3 separate regions of the Homo sapiens genome follow, and regions 1 and 2 are each linked to region 3. A link is a contact called in ENCODE Hi-C data. All regions are on one chromosome and are shown on one strand. Each heading gives the region's core, a stretch centred on a gene start or an enhancer-like site at or near the end of the contact. The rest is flanking DNA. Distances are from core to core; before and after follow the strand shown. Region 1 holds the start of GOT2 (glutamic-oxaloacetic transaminase 2). Region 2 holds the start of ORC6 (origin recognition complex subunit 6). Region 3 holds the start of AKTIP (AKT interacting protein).

Region 1 (4,947 bases), core at 1,638-4,137, 5.2 Mb before region 3:
TAGGGTTTATACCTGGACATGTAATTGTTTTGGGAATAGTAGTTGTTATGTGTTGAAATGTGCCCCCAAAAAAGATACGTTTAAGTTCTAACCTGGGGAACCCATTAATGTGATCTATTTGAAAATAGGGTCTTTACAGATGTAATCAGGCGAAGATGAGGCAATTAAGATGCACCCTACCCCAATATGATTGGTGTCCTTAAAAGAAGAGAAGAGACAGACAGGGAGAGAACACTGTGTGACACCAGAGGCAGAGATTAGTGATGCCTCTAACAGCATACGAATGCCCAGGAGTGCAGACAATTGCCAGAAGCTAGGAGAAGCATGGAACAGAGTCTCTGAGACCCCATAAGGCACAAACCCTGCCAATACCTTGATTTTTGATTTTGGGCCTCCAGAATTGTGAGTGAATAAATTTCTGTTGTTTTAAACCACCCAATTCATGGGGATTTGTTACAGCAGTCTGAGCAAACTGATGTACTGGTATGTTTGAAATTCTTGTTTCTTGGTGCTGTAAAGAAATAGCACTTGAACATAAATTTAATTTCCTCAGCAAGGCCATCTTTATACTTTCGGCAGAAAGGGTACACTCGACAGCAGTTTTGCCATGAGAGTACACCAAACAAAGGAGACAAGGTCACTTATAACCTGATACATCCACCTTGCTGCTGTGTCCGGTTTTCATTGGCTGGAACAGGTCCTCACATTTTGTATTTGTTCTGATTGGCTAGCAACTTAGAACTTTTTAAAAGAGGCAAAGGCAGAGGAGAGCAAAGGAAGGAGGAAGTAACTTGTGGAATGCTGAGAAAGGTAAAAACACCTTCAAATAAGGAAGAGGAACAGGCTATGACCTAATGCTTGCTTGGACCAGTATAAGCATGCCAGGGCAAATATTTAGGCTAAATGGTGGCAGCTAGGAACATAAAGTACATTGATTTCTTTATTATGGCTAGCAGATATTTAAGACTGTTAGTACAGGTCTTTGAATACATTTTGTTTTTAAGAGAAGTTACTATTTATTTCTAATTAGACAGGGAGGAAAGTCTTTAAAGAAGAATCTCTACTTTACTTTTCACAGGTAGAATCCCAAGTCATGGCCTATAGGCGCATAGGTCAAGGTCATATGAGAGCATAAGGGTCTGAGACAGTAAATTGGAGCTGGGCCGGAAGGACCTAGAATGTGGCCCTAAGTAGGGGTTTAGACTTTACCATTCAGGCAACGTGGAGCCACAGAGGAGATATTAAATTGCCAAGGTACACAGTTCTATCTCGGTTTTATTTTATTTATGTATGTATTTATTTATTTATTTAGAGCCAGCGTCTCACTCTGTTACCCAGGCTGGAGTGCAGTAGCGCAATCCTGGCTCACTGCACTCTTTTTTTTTTTTTTTTTTTGAGTCGGAGTCTGGCTCTGTTGCCCAGGCTGGAGTGCAGTGGCGCGATCTTGGCTCACTGCAAGCTCCGCCTCCCGGGTTCATGCCATTCTCCTGCCTCAGCCTCCCGAGTAGCTGGGACTACAGGCGCCCGCCACTATGCCCGGCTACTTTTTTTTTGTATTTTTTTAGTAGAGAGAGGGTTAGCCAGGATGGACTCGATCTCCTGACCTCGTGATCCGCCTGCCTCGGCCTCCCAAAGTGCTGGGATTACAGGCGTGAGCCACCGCGCCCGGCCTGCACTCTTGAATTAATGGGCTCAAGCAATCCTCCCTCCTCAGCCTTCTGAGTAGCTGGAACAGGCACGCAACACCACATCCTGCTAATTTTTTTTTATTTTTTTAAGAGATGGGGGTTTCATCTTGTTACCCAGGCTGGTCTCAGACTCTTGTTTTCATGCTATCCTCCTGCCTCAGTCTACCAAAGTGTTGGGTTTACAGGCATAAGCCAACACACCGGGCCCCTACCTTGGTTTAAGAGACGAGTATCAGAGAAATAGACTACACATGAGAAAGACTCGTTTGACTTGTGGATGTGTCTGAAATTCATTTGCTTTTTCCTTTAAAACCGATTCATTTCCTTCAAAACCGATTCATTTCCTTCCACAAACAGTTATCAGGATTTGACATACACGAGTTTGTCATTAATGACCATGGGTTATTTTGTGCTTACTAAATCAGGCCCTGTTTTAGACATAATCTGCTAATCTTATTAATCCTCACAACTGCCCCACAAAATACACATGCGACCCTCTCCATAAAAGGGATAAGGAAGCCAGGTGCGGTGGCTCATGCCTGTAATCCTAGCAGTCTTGGGAGACTGAGACGGGCAGATCACTTGAGATCAGGAGTTTGAGACCAGACTGGTCAACATGGTGAAACCCCCGTCTCTACTAAAAATACAAAAATTAGCCGGGCGTGGTGGTGGCACCTGTAACCCAGCTACTCGGGGAGCTGAGGCAGGAGAATCGCTTGAACCTGGGAGGCAGAGGTTGTAGTGAGCCGAAATCACGCCACTGCACTCCAGCCTGGGTGACAGAGTGAAACTCCATCTCAAAAAAAAAAAAAAAAAAAAAAGGGTGGGGGATAAGGAAACATTCAGGAACGACGTGACATGACTTGTGCTTAGGGAAACTATTAGGGTTGAAAGTAAGGCCACCTTGGGTCCTAATGGCTGTAAGGCATCAGACAAAATACGTCAACTATGTCAGCCTACATTTTCTCATCTTTCAAACTGCCATAACAGCAGCCACCTCTTCGGCCGGCCAGGCCTGGCCCAGCTGGATTAAATGAATGAAGCGCAGCAAGGGCTGGGCGTAGGTAAACTGTGCAGTCATCCTCTTCCACGACCTCCGCTGAGCCCACGCCGCTCCGCCCGCCGGCCGCCAGGGATCGCTGTGACGTGGCTCGGGCCCAGCACGCGGCCGCTCTGGCCCAGGGAAGTCCCTGTCCTTACCTTCAGCAGGAGCCGGTTCCCTGTGTGTGTGTCCGCTCGCCCTCTGCTCCGTCCTGCGGCTGCCCACTGCCCTCCTACGGTCCACCATGGCCCTGCTGCACTCCGGCCGCGTCCTCCCCGGGATCGCCGCCGCCTTCCACCCGGGCCTCGCCGCCGCGGCCTCTGCCAGAGCCAGGTAAGCCAAGGGAAACGGAGATGGAGCCAGGGCGATGGCCCTGCCCCGCCGAGCTGCGAGCACCCCAGGACATTCACCCCTCCCGGCCCCCAAATACACACTGTCACTCACACGCACACACACACACTTTTCTGCCACCCCCTCGGCTTTCCCTTACTGGGGACTGAGGATTGAGCGTCCGTGCCCCACAGTGATCCTCAGGATCCCACATCCCTCTGGTCCCCGCACTGGGCCCTGCAGGAAGGCGTGCAACGCAATCCCTAGGGAAAGGAAGTGTGGCCCTCGGCGGTTGCCGGACTCCCATTCAGTGGGAGGGGTGCGGATAGTACTGGGGCAGCGGCGCCGGGTAACGACCGTGCCCTTGATAGGGTGCCCTGGGGGCGGCGGGCGCACCTGTCCTGGCCCCCGGCCCGCCCGAGTCGGTGGGCCGGCGGCGGCTGGCTGCCGCGTGTGTGCCCTGGGCGGGAAGAGCGCGAGAGGAAGGTTTCCGGGGCGCCGGCATTCGGGCCTCGCTTTCCTTCCCGCACCTGCGACCTTGGCGTGCGGCATTCTCCTGACCTTGCGACCCCCCGAGGTCCCTGTGACCCCGGGGCCCGTTTGGCCTTTGCTTGGGAAAGGGTCGAGGTGTAGTGTGTCTCTTTTTTTGTTTTGTTTTGTTTTTTCCTTATTGCCCCTAAGGAGGTCCGGTTGCAGGGAGGCTATCAATCTTCCTCTCCATCTCCCTGTGCTCTTTCATTCAGTAAATATTTCGTAACTGCAGTTTCTCAGAGCCAGGCTCTGGACCAGATGCCAACGATACAACTGTGAACAAGGCGAGGGAAGGACAATGACAAATGGTCATTGCTCAAAAAATGACAAACGTAATTTCGTACTGTGGCGTGTATAATAGTATGGAGGGAAATTTCAGAGCTTGAAACGAGCTCTAGTAATTCATTCCCAGTGGAGACCGGAGCCAGAAGATTAATTCAACTCAAGAAGCCGATTTGGAGCACTCTCCTTAAGCACTACCTTAATAAGGAACTGAGTTTTAAAACCACCCCCAAGCAGGTATTAACTGCAAGGAGCAAAGCGTAGCTTGGCCTTTCGTTTGAATGTATGCTCTGTGTCTTTCAGCCAGCAGAACTATCTGTCCTTTCCAAGGCCCCACAGCCTTGGCAGTACAGTTTTGCCCAGGCTTCGCACTTTTTTCTCTTCCTGACTTGGCTCCTTCCTGGCCCACTGTCAACGTGTGCTCTTTAAGTCTGCCTACCTAGTGGGCCAGAGCCAGGAGGAGTTATTTATGCAACAAATTTGGAAAACCAAAGGAGTGCTTAAAATTTCCGTCAAGAGAAAGTATGTTTCCCTATTGCAGTAATCTTAAAATAATACCTTGTTTTATGGATTTGGCTAGATCACCTGAAGCTCTAGTGCTTGGTGAAAATCCCTTGGGGTCAGGGTTAGTCATTCTTTCAGTTTGAGAGTCTGACTCATTTTTCTTTTCTGTATTTTTCTTACTAGAATGTAAGTTCCATGAGAGCGGAGACTTTACCTACTTTATATTCACTGTTACATCTCAGCACTATTAACAGTTGCTGGCATGTCTCTTATATTGGATATTTTTATTTTAAGCCCTGATTTTTCACGTAATGCAACGGAAACAAATACAGTATGACATTTTAATGTTGTATCTTAGATCAAAATCTGAACATAGGCTGGTCCAAGTGTAATGGTGTTTACAACTAATTGATCATAACCAGTTACAGATTTTATTGTTCCTTCTCTCGACTAATCTTACACAGGGGAACCACAGTGCTGCAAAATATGTACCAAAAAAAATTCCCTTTTTTTTTTTCTTTAAATACAGGGTCTCACTGTGTTGCCCAGGCTGGAGTGCAGTGGCACAAT
Region 2 (5,090 bases), core at 282-2,781, 6.8 Mb after region 3:
TTCAACCAAAAGTTAAAAGAGCTTCAATGTTGCACTGGATTATTCAGACATTCGGTGGGACCTACTTACCCTGTCCAAGGGGCACTTCATCCAGGAAGCTGCAAGGTCCAGGCACATGACTGCACTGCTGGTCTCCGTGGTGCGTGCGGAGAGGCCGACACACTTCACCCGGGACAGGCGCAAGTACTCCTCTGCTTTCCTGGTTAAAAGGGCAGTGTGTTCGCTACAACTTATTCAGAAGTTTGCTCAACACGTTGGTAAACAATGAATACAGCCTGGTTAGCTTCACACTAAGCCTAACTCCTGTGGCTCGTTTATCTGGGGCTGGGAATGAAGGTCATATCCTCTGGTGAGAGGAAGACAGAACCAGCACTGACTCCAAACATCACTGTGCTCAAATGCTTTCAGGCAAAAGGAAGTTAAATTTTGACAAAAAAATTACCCTTCTTTCCTCCTTCCATTACTGGAACAAGCACGAACTATCAGAGACAGGCAGGTTAGACCAGGGTTCCTCCTTTCCTCCTATTTCCTTTAAATCAGTAGTTCTTAAACTTGATGGTAGGCGAAAATCACCTTGGGGACTTGCAAATTACTGGGTCCCAGGCCGAGTTACTGATCAGCAGGCTTGAGGTGGGACCCAAGAATTTGTATTTCTAACAAGTGACAAGATGATATGGCTGTTGCTGGTCCAGGAACCACATTTTGAGAACCACTGTTCTAAATGACTACCGAGTCCTGCAGGTTTGTCTTCAAATCTTTTAAGTGCTGTTTTCCTTGCCTTCCCTCGCCTGACTGCTCCACGTTTTAGCTACAATGGCTTTATTTCGAACCCCGGATCCCGCTTCCCATCTCAACGCTTTTACAGGAGCTGTCGCCCCTGCCTGGGCTGCTCTTGCCATATCTTTCCTCGCCTAGCATCTGCCATCAATCCGGCCTCAGCGGGAACGGCGCCTGCTTTTCCGAGTTTTGTTTGTTTCTTTGTGTTAAAGGCAGCCGCTAGGCCGCGCTCCACCCCAAGCCCAGTGGCTCAGGAGCATTGCCCGGTTAAGGTCTACACAGTCCTCGCCCTTACAGACAGCGGGGTCTGCGCCTCGTTGTCGGGTTCCCCGCTATAAACCCGACTGCAGTAGGCGTTGGCGGAATGAACGGAAAGTTCTCCCTGGCTCATTTTTCTACCCACGGACAGGGCTGGCTGTTCCCAGGGACGTGTGCCATCGCCGTTTGCTATCGCCCTTCTTGCCATCTCATTCAAGCTCACGGCCGAGAAGTTTTTCTTGAAGTAGGCCCTAAACCCCGCCCGGCCCCAGCGCTCCCCGTCACTCCCCCGCCGCCCGTCGCCTGGGAAGGGCGCGGGCCTCACCTGAGGGCCCAGGGCCGCGAGGCGGAAGCCCAGCCCTGGTCTTGCGCGGCCGAACTCACCTCAGCATGTCGGGCTCGGCGAGGCCCAGGCGCGGGGCTAGGCGCCCGATCAGCTCCGACCCCATGGCGCCGGCACTAAAGCGAACAATTCCCGTGAACGCCGCGGGTCAACGAAACCCGCGCGCAAAGGCTGCACCGGCCAGTGAGAGCCAGGCCCCACCCCCGGCGCATCTGGATTGGTTAGGACAGGACGTTGAGACCGTCCCACAAACCAATCAGGGTCTTCCTTTTGCGCATGCGCATCAATAGCGCAATCGCCAACGCAGATGCGGTGAACGTGGACTTGTCGGCTCCCCCTCCTTCCATTCCTTCTTGACAAACTCATCACACACTGCCTTTCCCTCCTGTTGTCTCCTGCCTGCCGCCGGGCGATCCCCACTGCCCTGCACTGCTCCGCCCACTCTCGCACGCTGTGGTGAGATTGGCTGGCGCTCAGGTCCGTCCATCTAGCGTTAAGTGACAGGGCCAATAAGCACGCGAGACTCGGGTTCCTAGAAGTAGGCCAATCAATGAGCCGCCTGTAGGGCCCGGGGGCGGGGCTAGAGAGGGCGGGGCTTGGAGGGGCCGCAGCGTCACATGACCGCGGGAGGCTACGCGCGGGGCGGGTGCTGCTTGCTGCAGGCTCTGGGGAGTCGCCATGGTGAGTGCTGAGGGGGCAGTGGCACCTGGGTCGACCCTCCTTGTAGCCCCTGCTCTCTCCCACCGCCCCGCACTCCAGCGAGTGGAGAAGGGGCCCCACAGACCGTTCGGGATTAAGACCAGCCCGATTTGGCCTGCGGGATAGGGGACAGCAGGAGGAAGGCCGCGGGCAGGCTGATCCGGGCCGGGGTGGGCGGCGGCTCTTGGCTGCGGCCGTTGCTGAGAGACGGGGCGGCCTCTCTGTGGGGTTGACTTGGCATGTAGGCTTTGGGGTCCATGAAGGCCTGCGGCCTCCTTTAAGTGGAATCGGTCACCTGCCTACCACGAGGGGACCGGTAGTCCTAGGTCTGAGCGTCTGGCCCCCGGGGCGCGTGGAGGCCCTGAGACTCGGAGGTGGCGCCGGGACCCGCCCAGATGTTGCGTTTCTACCTTTGTGCCTAGTTGTGCTCGGCCGTCCCCACGCCCTCCTGGAGGGGTCGCAGTGATTCCTTGGCCTTTCTTGGCCTCATACCCGCCTTCGGCTGCAGTGTTTGTCAGCGAGTTCTGGGGACCTGCTTACATGAATTTCCTGGAAGGACTCAGGCTGTCTTCTAATCCTGACGGTCGCAAAGGAGACTGATTGTTTACTTTAGCATTTGTGCATTGGGCGCACCTTGCCTCTTTTGTCTCGCCATTGATAAAATCCAAGTATTTGACTTGCTGGAAGCAGTACTTCTCCTTAGGGCCCGTCTATGACGGCAGCAAATCGTGGTGTGGCTGTTGGCCGGTAAACTTGAACTTCCTCAAAATGTGAATCTTTGTGTCTGGTTCCCACAAAGGCAAGTTGTCACTTGCATTTTATTAGCGTTTAACATAGCCTGCACTGTGTAAATAAATTTTTTGAGTATATACTGTATGTCCGCTTTAATTACCTTACTCACTCTGTGTAGATAGGCTTCTGTAAATCTGTAAGCCTGGAAACAGATTTCACTTTAAATGTCTTAATGCCAGAAAGGATTAAGTGTTTTACAAATACTATTTTCATATAACGTGTTGCCGTACAAGGTGATTTTGCCTGTTTCTCAGGATTTTTATAATTGGGAATTGATACAAGACCGGCGCAAAATTTAACTTTAGGATTTGTGTGTTTCCAGCGTTTATGGATTGACATTTATATTGTTTTGTAATGGAAAACACTTAATTGAGGATGTATTACACACTCCGATTCTTTGTTGGGTGAACCAGTTGGGAGCAATCAGCCAGACACACAGTCTTGTCCTCATGAATTTTATTGGGAAAGGAAACTTGAGTATTCGTTCTTTCACAGTCACTGTCTATAATTTAGGCAGCTCGCTTAGTCTTCTTGGTGTCGCACTTTTGCATCCGAAAGCAAGTGTTGGCGGCCCCTTTGGCCCTTCCCAGCCCTAAAATTCCAGAATCCACTTCAATTCATCAAACATCTTGTGTGCCTTCAGTGTCACGGACTGTGGCCCTGGGTACCAATGTCGAACTTAAGAGGCTACTGGGGGAGACACGCTTGTAGAACTTAACTGTAATACAGTGTGTGGATTGCTTTACTAACATTGTCAACTCAGTGCTTTGGGGTCATGGAGGGATAGTTTTGCCTGGGGATTTTGGGAAGGACTACAGGAAGTAACGTGAACTGAGACTATAAAGAGGGTGGAAAGAAATTCTCCAGGTGGAAAGAAAAGGTATTGCTAATAGATGAAGCCAAAACGTTCAGTGTGCTCCATCAGAGGATTCTTGGGGATATGTATTGGAAATGAAGTTAGAGCCGTTTGGTGTTCAAATTATATTTTGAAGTTGTCATGCCCTCATCATCCTTATTTCTCTCTACTTCAGTTGTCAATGTATGCCATGTCATCATTTTTAAAATAGTTCTTTCATTAACGTGATATTCTGTACCTTTGTTTGAAGAAATGAGCGTTACATTTGGTTTACATTGTACTGTCAGATTACATCTACAGCATATAAGCAGGGAGGTTGAACCACAATAGGTTTCTAACATAAGTGGAGATAATTATTTGTATCTAAACTGAATAATAATTATAGCACTTATTAAGTGCTTATTGCTAAGTAGTAGGCACGTTTTGAGCTTTGGTTTCATTTGTTCTTCATAACAGTGGTGTACTCTCATCTCTGTTTCATAGAAGAGGAAAGAAAAGCACATTGTTTCAGTGGAGAGTAGTTTTCCAAGTGATCAGTTCATGATCTTTGCTTTGCTCTGCACATTAGAACTGTAGACTTGAGAGGGCTGTTTGTGGGTCTCAAGCTAAAATGGGACTAATCACAAATGTTAATTTGATTCCCATTCTGTAGGGTTTCCATTTTCTTCTGATTCATGTAGCTGTGAAGTACGGTCATTTACAAATGGAAAACCACTTTCATGATTGAGGAAACATTGGTTAATTGGCTTGTGTTTAATGATAGCGTGCTCATATTATAACTGTTAAGGCTCTATGTGACACTTCATAGTAAGGCATCAAGAATAGCCCTTATAATAGCTGTTGCTAGCATAACTACACTGTTTTATGAGTAATATATAAAAATAGATTGCTTTACTATAGCTTTATGTCTTCACTTGTAGCTTACTTTGTAATAAGTCATATTCTGTAATCTTCAACATTTTGTATTTACATTTCTATTTTAAGCTGAGTTGAGACAAAATAGAAGAATTTTCCTAAAATTGCATTCTTTTGTTTACACATCTCTAAATCTTTCTAGTCATTCTATACAAATGTTTTTGGAACTGATTGTATCCTCTTTGTAGCCACAGTTTCATTTGCTATATAATAAAAATTATCATACACAACAGCCAAAAGGTGGAAACAACCCATATGTCCATGGATAAACAAAATGTAGTGTGTGTGTATATATATAGATATATAATGAAATACTTCGTTTTTAAAAGGAGGGAAATTCTGGCACATACTGCAACATGGATGAACATTGAAGATATTATGGTCAGTGAAATAAGCGAGACATAAAAGTAAAAATATTGTATGATTTCACTTAAATGAAGTATATAGAGT
Region 3 (4,728 bases), core at 1,714-4,213:
AACCTGCTTGTGGTTCACTGTTTGTCACCTCAGTGAATGGCCTCACCATCCATCCTGTAGCTCATGCTAAAAATCTAGGTGTCAGCCATATCTGCCTCTTCATCCCCCATACCTAGTCCATGGCCAAGCTCTGTCCACCCCACCTGTATGAATCCATCAGTGTTGCTATAAAGGAATACCTGAGGCTGGGTCATTTATTTTTAAAAAGAGGTTTATTCAGCTCATTGTCCACTTCCTTGGGGCAATTAGCCATTGATTTGGGAGATGACTTGATTAGCATCTATCTCCCGTAGCTCCATGAGGAGGAACAATGTCTGTTTTGTTCTCCAACGCCTCCCCAGCATTTAAAGCCTAGATGTCATTAAGCATGCAATAAATATATGTCAAATGAAAGACAGAGGCAACTAAGTATAAGAAGCATGGCACCAGCATCTTCTGGTGAGGACCTCAGGAAGCTTCCATTCATGGCAGAGGGAGAGGCCAGCAGGAATCATTTGGCAAGAGAGAGAGCAGTGGTCAGGGGAGGAGAAGGTGACAGGCTCTTTTTGACAATCAATTCTCTCGGGAACTAATAGAACTCACTCACTACTGCCAAGAACTCACTACTGCCAGGACAGCACCAAGCCTTTCATGAGGGATCAGCCTCCATGACCCAAATACTCCCACCAGGCCCCACTTTCAACATTGGGGGTCACATTTCAATATGAGGTTTGGAAGGGTCAAACCATATCCAAACTATATCATCCCGTCTTAAACATCTCTGGAACTCATTCAATTCTCCATCTCTACCTTCAAATTCATGCGATTCTCTGTTGCCTGAACTACTGCCATGGTTCCTCAACTGCCCCGTGAGCCTTGTGCCCCTACAATCTGTTTTCCGCACAAAGTGATGTTTTCAAAATACAAATCTGATCATGGCTCTCCTCTGCCTAAAGTCCAGGCAGAGATCTAGGGAAAATCTCAGCCCAAGTCGATCATGGCGGACTCCTTCCACTTGCCGTTGACTGGGTTTCGTTGTGGCCAGAGACTTACTTCTGGCCATTGAAACCTGCAGGCATTTCTTCTGCGGAGCTTCTGGGAAAGGTAGTCATGTATTTCAAAAGGGACCACTGGAAGAAAGGGATACTTTTAATTTTGTGAGATCCTGGGTGTGCCGCGGCCATCTTGCTACCAGCCTGAAAGTGCAATTCCAGGGACTGCAAGGAAAGCAGAGCCTGAAGACCAGGGCACCACCTCTGGAGACAATCCTCCCATGGGAGAGAAATCCCCTTGCTAAGTAAGCCGGTTTGAGTTGGCTTTCCTGCCATGTGCAGTCTGATGCTGGTGTGCGTCTGAGTCATCCGGTGCCAAGTACGCAGTTGATGACATGCATTGGAAGCTCAGTGGATAGATGTGAGCTGGAGAAATACCTATGTGGGTCCTCGGTGAAAACTGAAGGTTGGGGAAAGGAGGAAAGCAGAAAAAAAGCTTTGCAGAGGATAATGAGCTTCAAAGAAGATTGGGAGGAAATGGGCCACAGAGGTGCCAAAGGAGACCACCTGTGGCCTGAAAAAAGGATTTCCTGCTTGCCTGCCTTTCTGTATTAAGACTCGTATTAAAAGGCATGATAACATTCCTAAATGTGTCCTAAGGGGACAAAAGGAAGTGGCTCAGAAGTGTTTTCAGCTAGGGGAGGAAGCTGGGTTTCAGAACCAACCCTTGGGATTAACATCAGGAGAATTTGGCTTCCTGCCCTTTAATAAGTCACTTACCAGAATCTCAGAGGCAACCAAAAATGGACCAAACAACCCGGCCAGAGAATGCGGCTTCTGAGTGTAAGACACTGAGGCGGTGTCACAGACAGGTCAGTGCCTCTGGTGTCTAGAAAAGGGGCAGGGGCTTGCGGGGAGAGGGCTGTCGCGCAAGTGTGGAAGTGGAGTGCCGAGATTGGACGGACTAACCACGGGGAGGCACCGTTGGTAAGAACAGGCCTGGAAAGCAGCTGGCAGCAGTCACAGAATTAGGCCAGAGAGAGACCTCCATGGGAAAGCAGACGGGAGGTCCAAATGAGAGCGTGTGAATTAAAAAAAAAAAAAAAAAAAAAGACCAGGAACTATGTTGCTATGGGAGAGGTTCTCCAACTTCAGTGTGCGCCAGAATCAGCAGCGAACTGTGACAGATGTGGATTCCTGGTCCTCAGCCTCCCCCCTCCCCCCAGCCCCCGGCCCCCACTCGGATGCTGCAGGTCGGGGCCGACACACACAGATTTACAAAGCTCCTCTGGCTGCTCTAGTGCCCAGGGCCCACTTGGAGCTGAGCTCCCTTCAGCTCCAGCCTTCAGCTCCTGCACTGATGGAGAGAACGGGCGTTTCTTGATGCCACGCCAAGTGTCCTTCTGACCCCTGGTACCCTGTGGGCCCGACGTGGCGGCCTCGGGCCTCGCAGCGCCGCCCAACGCAGTAGGACCTAGCGATGGGAGCCACTGGGCAGTCGCGCGGCCCGGCCCTCCCCAAAAGCTTGGCTTGCAGACGTTAGCGTATGCCCCAGCCCCTGCGCATGGCGGTTGCGCTGTGGGCTGTGCGAATAAACCTCCGGGAAGGTCTCCGTGGTGACTGGCAGACGCCCTGGCCAATTGTGACCCGGCGCTTGTTTGTCTCTGCCCCATCCCTCCCCGGGGGGCCGATACTTCCATGACTGACAGGCCGTCCCAGGCGCTGTTACGTAAGGGGAGGGTCAAGTGCAGTCCCACCCAAACCGGGGTGATTTGATTTGCAGGACCGAGTGTGTTCTTCCCAACGCCCCCGGAAGAACGTCTTTGACGGGCAGGTGTGAGAGCCAGTTGGCGCCGGGAGGCCAGGCGGAAGCCTCGGGCCCCAGGATCGTGCAGCAGGGGGCGGAGCCCGCTGCCGAGGGCAGGGCAGGGCAGGGCAGGGCGGGGTGGGGCGGGGCGGGGATCAAGCAGGGGCAGGGCTGGCGCTGCGGCGGGAGATGCTGTCGGGCCGCGGCGGCGCTTGGCAGCCAGGAGCTCTGCATTGAAGGCACTGGGGTGAGGCTTACTGCCCGGCAGGCTGGTGGGTACGCGAGGGCTGAGGTGTCTGTAAATCTGGCCGCCAGCCTCCACGGGCCCGGCATTTGTCCATCTTTCTAGGCGCTCGCGACTCGGCGACGGCGGCCGCAGTGGGACACGGAGGCGGGGCCGGGCACCTGTGCGCGTTTGCAGGCACCTGCTGCGCTGGCCGCCTCGCAGCCCGGGACTGCTGCTGGGGACTGCGGCTGGAGCTGGGCTGGCCCGGCCCGAGGGAGAGGGGGGCCCAGCTGGCTCGCCCCGGCCCGTGCCCGCCCTCCCCGGCCGGGTCCCGACCCCGAGCTCTGGTTAAGGGGGCGTCGCCGGGCCCCAGAGCCCCCCCACTGGAGGGGCCCGCGGCTCCCGGGCCAGCATCGAGCTAGCTGCGAGGCCAGGACAGGGCCCCCGCCTTGCATCACCTCGAGACAGGTTTGTCCAGATTCCCTGAGTGCTCAGAGACGGGTTTCCGCCCGCGGTGAGGGTGCCGGTCCGAGGCCGCCGCGGGTCCCGGCTGTCCCCAGCGAGCCTGGCCCGGGCCGTTTTCATCTTTTTTTTTCTGGCCCCTGCTCTGTCTCCTCTTAACGTGTAATTTCTTAAGTCCGATTCGGGGTGATGTGAGTGCGCTGTGGCATGTAGAGTAACAGCAGCACTCATGTTTTAGCCTAGTTTTAGCTCTGCCACGCACTGTCATTCGCGCAGGCTGAAGACCCAGACTTCTCAGCTGGGTGATGTAAAGGAATGCAGCCGTGGCCAAACAGGCAGAAATTCTAAAATTGTTTCCAAGTGACAAGGATGTAACATGTCTTGCTTCCATCTATGTCATTCCTCTCAGAACATGTATGCTGTGCTTGTCCTAGACTAGACCCTGAAAAGTGTGCTACAGTTTCTCGTGATTATGTTGCTGCTGGAAACATTGGATTAAAAGATCCATAGCAAAGTTAGGCAGCAGAAGACAATACCTCCTGCTTAATGACAGGCAGAACTGGGGACAAAATTTACTGGATTCTTAAAGAGAATCCTAACGCGTTAGACCTTTAAGAGACTTTACAGGTTTGCACCAGCCCATTAAATGTATGTTGTGGAGCACACCACTGTGTCCCAAGGGATCCGGTCCCGTGTTAGGTGTGTCCTAGAGGACACTGGGGTGCTGCACATTACTGCTAGATCTGAAAATCAGTGTCTTCATTTGAGCCAAAGGGGAACATGCCCCCGCACATTTTTGATATCTCAAGTATATTCAGTGTGTCATACTCACCTTTAAAGGCAGATTTGCGGAGAACTGTTGTTACTTATTGCATGTTATCCATGCTAGTAGAAGAGCCAGGATCTTCATTCCTCTGATTTAATTACTGGGTGGCATTTTCTCTTGGAAAACAAAACAGCAGTAATGGGCACTGGCAAGGTATGGATGACCTGGGTTGGGTACGTCCCTGGATGTCACAAGCTCGTCAGAGAAGACAAATTATTGCTGATTGGGGACATTTAGTACATGGTTTGCTCATGATCTGTTTAAGAAATTAGGAAAACGTTGCTTAGTTTTGACCCTTTTCACCTTCAGCCGTTTGATTGGTGCAAGTAGGAATTCAGAGAAGGAGCTCTGCTTTAAAGGTAACAGAGCCTGGGGGGAAATACCAGGGCAGGGAAGTTGCTGTTCTTACAGCTGGGCTTGGCTGCTTTTCCTTTGC

The links. A loop is a pair of places that touch in the nucleus more often than their neighbours do. Pooled maps may share reads with other maps.
Region 1: a pooled map shows a loop between it and region 3 (26-fold over the local background). The contact joins the promoter of GOT2 here to the promoter of AKTIP in region 3. A Hi-C loop is called at or near these places in 1 of 37 single-sample maps with no recorded cell type and 8 of 50 pooled maps.
Region 2: a map of gastrocnemius medialis shows a loop between it and region 3 (18-fold over the local background). The contact joins the promoter of ORC6 here to the promoter of AKTIP in region 3. A Hi-C loop is called at or near these places in 2 of 168 maps with a recorded cell type or tissue (gastrocnemius medialis and sigmoid colon) and 8 of 50 pooled maps.

The regions. Positions count from the first base shown.
Region 1 is chr16:58,732,256-58,737,202 of GRCh38, reverse strand. It overlaps GOT2 (glutamic-oxaloacetic transaminase 2), which reads left to right and starts at 2,887. Exons shown (of 10, transcript NM_002080.4): 1 at 2,887-3,063. The coding sequence starts at 2,975. RefSeq lists enhancers at 2,763-2,842, 2,542-3,160 and silencers at 3,283-3,372, 3,473-3,562.
Region 2 is chr16:46,686,100-46,691,189 of GRCh38, reverse strand. ORC6 (origin recognition complex subunit 6) reads right to left here and starts at 1,531. Exons shown (of 7, transcript NM_014321.4): 1 at 1,420-1,531; 2 at 70-199. The coding sequence starts at 1,484. VPS35 (VPS35 retromer complex component) reads left to right here and starts at 2,012. Exons shown (of 17, transcript NM_018206.6): 1 at 2,012-2,059. The coding sequence starts at 2,057. RefSeq lists enhancers at 708-777, 828-907, 1,145-1,843, 1,844-2,541 and silencers at 1,248-1,547, 1,868-2,107, 2,258-2,307.
Region 3 is chr16:53,501,444-53,506,171 of GRCh38, reverse strand. It overlaps AKTIP (AKT interacting protein), which reads left to right and starts at 2,963. Exons shown (of 10, transcript NM_022476.4): 1 at 2,963-3,025. It overlaps LOC124903690 (a long non-coding RNA gene), which reads right to left and starts at 1,792. Exons shown (of 2, transcript XR_007065069.1): 1 at 1,752-1,792; 2 at 194-1,431. RefSeq lists silencers at 1,796-1,885, 2,606-2,845, 2,866-2,935, 3,196-3,495 and enhancers at 2,206-2,305, 2,766-3,265, 3,266-3,767.